Regions from separate parts of the Mus musculus genome. Here region 1 is linked to region 2. Evidence: chromatin loops called from intact Hi-C (ENCODE). Cell type or tissue: left cerebral cortex. All regions are shown on one strand. Each heading gives the region's core, and the rest is flanking DNA. Links, peaks and the distances in the headings are about the cores only. Region 1 has its middle 5.3 kb from the start of Lactb. Region 2 has its middle 53 kb from the start of Usp3.

The links. A loop is a pair of places that touch in the nucleus more often than their neighbours do. Peaks named below come from ENCODE experiments on the same cell type or tissue, not always from the same donor. Only the 100,000 strongest peaks of a DNase experiment are listed, where the experiment ranks them.
Region 1: it touches region 2 in a loop (2.9-fold over the local background); 3 of 42 quality-filtered maps call a loop at or near these places.

What each region holds. Positions count from the first base shown.
Region 1 is chr9:66,978,542-66,982,933 of GRCm38, reverse strand. No RefSeq gene overlaps it. Among named protein-coding and RNA genes, the nearest start is that of Lactb, 5.3 kb to the right of the region's middle. In left cerebral cortex, for the core only: a CTCF peak has its summit at 2,243 (motif pointing right); DNase peaks (open chromatin) are centred at 1,717 and 2,272.
Region 2 is chr9:66,643,784-66,648,175 of GRCm38, reverse strand. No RefSeq gene overlaps it. Among named protein-coding and RNA genes, the nearest start is that of Usp3, 53 kb to the right of the region's middle. In left cerebral cortex, for the core only: a CTCF peak has its summit at 1,759 (motif pointing left); a DNase peak (open chromatin) is centred at 1,757.

The sequences.
Region 1 (4,392 bases), core at 99-4,098, 330 kb before region 2:
GGGACTACAGATGCACAGGCCATGTCTGCCAGCTTTTTTTTTTTTTAATAATGATTTTTTAAAGATTTATTTATTTATATTATGTATATTAGTACACTGTAGCTGTACAGATAGTTGTGAACCTTCATGTGGTTGTTGGCAATTGAATTTAGGGCCTCTGCTCGCTCCTGTCAATCCCACTTGCTCTGGTCGGCCCTACTCGTTCAATCCTTGACTGCTCCGACCCAAAGATTTATTTATTATTATAAATAAGTACACTGTAGTTGTCTTCAGACGCACCAGAAGATCTCATTTCAGGTGGTTGTGAGCCACCATGTGGTTGCTGGGATTTGAACTCAGGACCTTCGGAAGAGCAGTCAGTGCTCTTAACCTCTGAGCCACCTCTCCAGCCCCCATCCAGCTTTTTATGTGTGTGGGTGGTGGGGAGCTGAACTCGGGTCCTTGTGTTTGCACAGGAAACACTTTGCTAACTGAATGATCTACCCAGCCCCATTCTTTGTTTTTGATCCACAACAACAACAACAGCAACAACAACAACTCCTTTCTATTTTCCCAGAAGGTAAATGTGTCCGAGGCTATAGGAGAGGTGACCTGACTGAATGACCAAGCTTTACCCTGCTCAGTCATCAGTGAAATCATGAGGCCCACAAGGCCTGCAGTACAGGCAGAGTACACTGGCGGCCGTCTCTACGGAATCCATTACAGAATCCACTGGCCTGTGTGGAGAGGACCCGGAGTCTAGTGAGGTCCTCAGGGTTCAGCTCAGTTCTGAAGAGTTTCCAAATTCCCACGATGGCAGAGAGGATGCACTCACAGTCCTTGGTGACTTTCTTTCGAAGGGTCATTAAGACAGTTCAAGAAAAGACTATTTATTCTCTAAGTTTCCATCTAGGAGCAGAACAGACTGGCTCCTCCAGTGATTGAAACTGAATCCTTATTTGGTCTTTAACCACTGGGCGTCCACCAAATAATTAAACAGAGAGCTTGATAGGAAGACATGCTGTGGGTGGAGGGAAGCCTGTGTGAACGTGTTTAACTGGAGGGCAGCCCTTGTGTGAAGCAGAGCTACTAAAGAATATTGGTTCCTGGCAAACCTTTTCTTTTCTTTTGGCTTGTTTTATTTTATTTTGTCTTGAGACAGAATCTGGCTATACAGCGGTGCTGGGTGTTTTGTTATTGTTTGTTGGTTTTGTTTTGTTTACAATTAGTACAAGCCTAGACACATCTGGGAAGTGGGAACTTTGATTGAGGAATTATCTGGGGGAGGGGGAAGTAATTGACTGGTGTGGGGGGCACTCAGCCCACTGTGGATGGCACCACCCCTGGGCAGGTGGTCCTGGGTGGTATAAGAAAGCAGGCTAAACAAGCCATAAGAAGAAAGCCAGTAGACAGTGCTCCCCTAGGAGCACCTGAGCACCTGTGCTTCAGTTCCTGCCTCCAGATCCCTGCCTTGAGTTCCTGCCTTGGCTTCCCTCAGTGATGGACTGTGTGGCCTGTAAGTCAAATAAACCCTTTCCTCCCCAAACTGGTTTTGGTCAGGTTTTGTTGTTGTTGTTGTTGTTGTTGTTGTTGTTTTTTTGTTGTTTTTTTGTTTTTTGTTTTTTAATCACAAAGCAGCAGAAACCAAATTAGGACAGTGACTCATGTGGGCCTTGAGTCTGAAATCCCCCCCCCTGCCTTAGCCTCCTAGGGAAGTTAAAACTTGAAAATGTTCCAGAGTTGTCCTCCTGTTCTGTTGTGGGGTATAACTGCCTTGGCAGCACATACACTAAAATTGGAACAACACAGAGAATATAAGCAAGGACAACACTCAAGGATGATATTCGTGGTGTTAACATTTATTTTTGAAAAGTGTGCTGATTTATATACATATATACATATGATTTACATACATATATGTATATAGACCAGCACAATTTTCATGTATATGAATATATATTATGCGTGCATGCACACACACGCACACGCGCACACACGCACACACACACCTAAAATGTCCAGAAGCAGATACTGATGTCACTACAGCTGCAAAATGCAAACATTTGGATGATAGAGCACTGGGCATTCACTCTCAGTAGGTCTTTGCTCTTTCCCTGTGGTAATTTTAGAAACAAGTATCAAGCTGAAGCCTGGGGTCACACCCTCCTCACCACTCCTCACACGGCATCTTATCTTATTTTACTTTTGTATGTATCTGTAATTATTATGTGTATGTCTGTGTGTCTCCGAGTATGGATTTCTGCATGAGTGCAATGCCCACAGAGACCAGACGAGGGCGGCATATCCTTGAAAATGGAGTTGTAGGATGGCCTCCACTGCCCGGTATGGGATTGGAAACTGAATTTAGAGCCTTTGTGAGAGCAGTTACATAGTCTTAACTGCTGGTCCATCTCTCCAGCTCATTGTTTCTGTTTTCAGTAAAATGTCTACTCACTTGATCTCCTTTTCATGTTGTAGTACATTTAACCTTCACAGCAACCTGTAATATAGTTATAGTGAGGTTACAGATAAAGTGACGACTAGGTTTATCATCAGGATTCAGACCCGCCAAGACAAAGCAATCTGGAGCTTTATATATGGGGAGAGAAATGCAGAGGCGAAGCTGTGCCTTCAGAGGGTTGCCACCTAGATCCGAACAGCTGGCACAACAGAGAAGGCACAGAAGATCAAGGCAGAGGAAACAGTTGGCTGGTTCTGACCAGTGACGTCTACGGGAAGACACAAGACCCGAGCTGAGCTTTGAAGGTTGTGTAATATAGCCTTATTAAGGACAGTACTTGAAGGGACACATTATGAGACTGATCAGGGTTTTTTTTTATTGCATTTTTAAACTTAACCTTATTTGGAAATAATTGTATATTCACATGCCCTGGTAAGTAATAAAATTTATTACTTATAGATCCCATAACTGTTTTAAAAAGACAAATTGGGGGGCTGGTGAGATGGCTCAGTGGGTAAGAGCACCCGACTGCTCTTCCGAAGGTCCGGAGTTCAAATCCCAGCAACCACATGGTGGCTCACAACCATCTGTAACAAGATCTGACTCCCTCTTCTGGAGTGTCTGAAGACAGCTACAGTGTACTTACATATAATAAATAAATACATCTTTAAAAAAAAAAGACAAATTGGTAACATTTAAAAAAAAAAAAACTACAGTAAAGTACCATAGCTAAGACGGTAACATAAATAGAATCTATTAATGTAATTCAGGTTGCCCCGGTTTCTCTTCTACTCTTTGTGTACTTGTGTTTCTATGACAATTAATGACCAGTAAAGCCTGTGTCCTACTCCACAGACAAGCTGAACAGGCCTGTCACCTCCATGATCCTTCACCTCAGCCTTTTAAACTGTACTTAGCACACTTCTCTCCTTCCCCCACCCCAGTCCCCGACTTCATTGTAACCCACTAGTGGCTTCTTCATTTTGTCATTCAATACTGTTATAGAAATGGGAAGGTGGGGGCAAAGAGATGGCTCAGTGGTTCAGAACAGTTGTTGCTCTTGCAGAGGACCCAGGTTCAATTTCCGGGACCCACGTGATGGCTCACAATAGCTATAACTCCAGTTGCAGGGAACCTGACCCTCTCTTTGGACTAGGCACACACATCGTGCACATACACACATACAGGTATGACATTCACACATATAAAGTAAAATAAAATTAATATTTAAAAATATAAAATAAATGGGCAGGAGATCCAGCCCTGATGGTGCACACACGTAATCTCAGCACTTGTAACATTAAGGCAGGAGGTTAGAGTTTGAGGACTAGCTGGGGTACTTAGTGAATTCCAGGCCAACCTGATCCTATCTCAATCAATCAATCAATCAATCAAATAGTGGGGCTGGAGAGATGGCTCAGTGGTTGAGACTACTTGCTGTTCTTGCAGAGTATCCAGGGTTTGGTCCTCCTGACTCTCTGTCACTCCAGTTCTAGGGGATTTGATCCTCTCTTCTGGCCTCCATGGGCACCCCAGGCTAGCGCCTACATACACTTAGGCATACGCATACACATAAAGGAACATAGTGAGTGTAGAAGCTTTGAATAGACATTACTCTATATGAAGATGTGTGTGCTGCTTTAATATCCAGGACATTGAATTCATAATGGTTCTTTTTAAATTCCATTGACCATCAGTGCAATAGCAATTAGACATGACTAGTTGCTGAATATATTTCTCCATTGACCTACTTAGAAAAAGTAACTTCCTGTCTTTCCAGAGGAGCAGGTTCGATACCCAGCACCCACATGGCAGCTAATAACTGTCTGTAGCTACATTTACAAGAGGATCCACCCCCTCTCTGGCCTCCATGGGTACTGCATACACATGGTACCCATACATGATGCAAAACATACACAAAGTTTAAATAATGTAAGAAAAAGTAACTTATT
Region 2 (4,392 bases), core at 238-4,237:
CCACTAATCTACCTCTGCCTCTATGAATCTGCCTACTCTGGGCATTTCAGATAAGCAGAATCATGTGATGTGTGGTCTTTCCAATGAGCATCTTGCAGTCGATAGAATGTTTTGGGGATTCATCCATACTACAGGCACCAGGACTTCACTCCTTCCTGCCAGGTAACATACTGGGTGTTCAGATGTTTGCCTTCTAATTAGTCATTCGTGAGCTGATGGGTGTTTGGACTGCTCCCACCTTTTCCCTGTTATGGAGAAGGAGAACAAGCTTTTATGTGGACATACGTGCTCATTTGAAACATTGATTTTGCTCAGTCATGTGGTGACCTCACGTTACGCTTACTGGGTGAAATACCGTGTCATTTTTTCAGAGAATATGCTCACTACTGTTTCTGATCTCTTCCTGAATTTGGACAAGAACACAACCAAGTCAGAGAGAGCTGGGAAGGAATGAAAAAGAAGAGGTGAGAAACAGCTGCTTCGGTGACCTTCAACCCAAACCACAGCAGCTGTCTAGGCCCAGAAGAGCAGTCGAAAGAGGAATTTGACACGAATGCAGAGAAAGCGGGTGTCTGGGGCTTGCTGCTGCTGATTGAACAGAACGAAGGACTCTAGTTCAAATCTCTTCTTGTACTACCTCACTGAGTGACCTTGGGCAGGGCCTGTCTCGCTCTGGGTTCTTTGGTTTCCCATGTATGGATCTACTGTGCACCTTATTCTTCTGTGACCCACCCTTACTGCCCCCATGGCTCTGGCTTGAGCTATTCAGGTGTCGCGATGTGCTTTGGGGATTGACAGAACGGCCACGGAGCTGCTGGGATCACACGTATACCTGGAGATGAGTGAAGACAGCTTCCCGGTTATCTACTCCATAACCAACAAGAGCCTTGCATCCCAGCAACAGGATGCTCTGCACTGCGGACTGTCAGTCAGGGTGGGGACCCAGATCTTGGTCACTGCACAAACGAGAGAGGAACACTAAACAACAGTGGCTGCCCCTGGGCCACAAGTTCAGACTTTTCTCCGAGGAGTCCCACTTGCTTTACTGCAGGAGAGATGCAGTTATTCCACTCCACTGTTTTCTCTTCCCAGACAAACCAGAAAACTACCCTTTCAGCGATTTCTATTTAGTGGGACTGTTTGAATTCCAAATGAGAAAGCAGCGGTGAGGTCTTTAAAAGATCATCAGCAAGGATCCAGCTCTGTCTTGTTTCCAAAGATAGAGTCCAAGCAGGTGAGGGCAAGCTAATGTCTGCTGATCCTTGCTACGTGCCAAACACTGTGGAACTTGATAATTCGTTCTCATCTCGTCTTACCCTTAATAGACTGTAAGATAGTGATGTTAGTCTTGCAAGAAAATGGAGGCAAGAAGCAGGAAGGCATCAGGCTAGCTGTCAGCTAATAGAGCTGGAAAGGTAAAACAAGACACCCTCCGTGGGTCCTGTGGCTTTGATCATTTGTGGACACTAGAGCCACATCAGCTGCCTGCCACAGTGGTTTGGGGCATGTCTCTACCTTAGCAGTGAGAAGAGAGGTAACCTGGAGCCTCCAAAAGTCAAGAAGGAATTGGGAGGATTCTAAGAAAGGAGAGAGCATGATGGGAATGGGGGATTTGAAAGGGCCAGAAGGACAGTTCCATCTTGTCAGGAGCAGATGAGCCTGGCCTGCCTCTGTAGCTCGCAGTGAGGCAAGGGTGCCCCACACCAGAGCTGGACACAGAGGAGCCTGGCTGCAGAGAGCTCACACGTGGTGCGAAGGCGCCCCCTAGGGGCCTGCTGGCTTTGCAGAGCCCAGGATACAAGGTCTGGCTCCTGAAGCCTTTCTGCACAGGGAAAAGGCCCCGTAGAATCAAAATAAAATGTAGGACCTCTAAAACCCAGGAAAGACGTGCAGAAAGGCTCAGGAACCCACCCGACAGTACCATCCTAAGAAAGACATTTGGTACTGTGACTTTGAGGAAAGAAAATCTAGAAGTTATCTTTAGAACTTCAGGTTTAAAAGAAAAACACATATAAGACTCTAAAAGTGATTGAGGTCCGCAGCTCTAACAAGAACGTGTATCCAACAAAGCCGTCATACAGCAGATAAGAAGGCAAGCCAGAGGCCGGGCGGTGACCAACACAGCCGCTACAGTTGGTGACTACAATATGCAAAGAGCAGCCACAAATCCACCAGCACAAAAATAGACACACAACGTTTACAATGGGGAAAGTGGGGGGCGCGTTGCTTTTTAACACAATCTCAATTGTTCAATTTTATCAATGAAGACTCGGAAGCCAGATGCTGAGGTGAAGTCCTGCTAACTCAGAGAGGCAGAGAAAACACACAGCTGACCGTCCTCCTCAGCCAATGTCTCACTGGGAATCCTGTCTTGCCCACCTGCTCAAAAACCTTCCTTCAAACTCAACGTCCCTCCCTTCTCCTTCCTGGGTGTCTCTCTAGCTCTCCTCCTGACTCCCTATTTTACTCACTATGGTTTTTTCTTAATCCTATGTTCACTTCCTGTCAGCTGGCTGTTTGCTCTGCCTGAGTTCTGTAAAGCTGTCCACGTCTGTAATTCCTGGACTTCCATGAGACAGTGGGTCAGAGACAAGAGAACCCACAGACTCTTGAGCAGCTAGGCTGGCACACATGTTGCCAAGGAGACCTTGTCTTGAGGTGAAAGGAGGGGACTGACAGAGGTTGTATTGTGACCTCCACACTTACTCCACAGTACACGTGTGTGCACACTCAAAGCACACCTGTAGTCCCAGCACTGAGGAGGCTGAGAAAGGAAGACCATGAGGTAAAGGTCGGTCTGGTCCCTTATCAATAAATAATCAATAATAAAATCGAGGGGCCTGAAGAGAGCTCAGCAGTTAGGACTGCTTACTGCTCTTGCAGAAGAGTCAGTTCCAGCGCTCAGCACCCACGTAGGTAACTCACAACCCTCTATAACTTCAATTCCAGCGAATATGACACCTCTTTTGACCTCCTCCAGCACCAGGCACATGCATGTTGCACATACATATTATGCAGACAAGGCTCATACATATAAAACAAAAAAATGAATCATTTTAAAATTAGGGAAAGGTCAAAGCAGGGATTTCAACCATGCAAAAATATAAAAGTAACACAGAAGATGCTCAACCCCTTTAGCAACAAGAAAAATGCAAGAGAAAGCCAAAATGAGATGCAGACCCACAACCACCCAGCTGGTGGTAGATGGAAATGGGCAGCGCCAAGCAAGGCGGCCGTGCAGAACAAGGAACGTTCCTGTGCGCTGTTGGGGAGAGCATAGCTGGTACAGCCACTAGCAGCAGCTCTGCGTGATCTGGTAAAATCAAAAACATGCATGTCACAGGAGCCAGCAGCTTCACATCTAGATAAATACTCTTGCATGCAGCCAAAGACATAAACAACCATTATCGCAACCCCAAACTGGAAGTTACCAAAACCTCCCTTCTCTGTAGGAGGAAGAGGTCACAGTACATTCCCACAGCCAGATACTACTATGCTACATGACGGGCGAGCCACAGCTGGGGGGTGCAAGCATCCTTTGTTTTGTTTTTGTTTTTGTTTTTGTTTTTCAAGGCAGGGCTTCTCTGTGTAGCCTTGGTTGTGGTTGTTCTGGCACTCACTCTGTGGACCAGGCTGGCCTCAAACTCAGAGATCCTCCTGCCTCTGCTACAATTCCATCCTCTTGATGGAAGCTCAGGGAGTGAAAAAACTAAACAATGCAGTGCCTGGCGGTACTGCTGTGGGCGATGATGCTCCTTTTAAAAAGCAAGGGGAACTGATGACATGGCTCAGTGGGTAAGACAGCTTGCTCTGGAAGTGTGAGAACCAGAGGACCTGAGCTTGAATCCACCACACCAAGGCTAAAAGGCTCCTGTTCCTGTAACACCGGTACTGGGCAGGCCAGACTGATGTAGAATGCTCGTAACTGAAAAACTCAGCCCAAAAAAAAAAAAAAAAATCGCAAACCTCAGCTTCAGGTTCCGTGAGAGACTCTCATCTCTACACGTGTATAGGTGTGCAGATCTGTGCACTTCAGGCATCCAACACACACATACCACACACACACACACACACACACACACACACACACACACACATTTAAAGGAAGAACTAGAGATAGGAAAGGACAGGAAAGCACTAAGGAGAAGCACATCAGGCACTTTCTAGGCACTAGGAGTATTTTAGGGGACTAGGGAGGTGGCCTAGTGGACCAGGCAGGTGTGAAGTTCTTGCTTCACAGGCATGAGAACCAGAAAGATCCACATAAAAAGAGAAGAATAAAATCATCTGTCTGCAACCCCAGCACTGCAGGAGGAGACAGGAGGGTTGGTGGGGCTTGCAGCAGCCAGCCTAATTCAGGCTCAGCAAGAGACCCACTGCAGAGGAACAAGA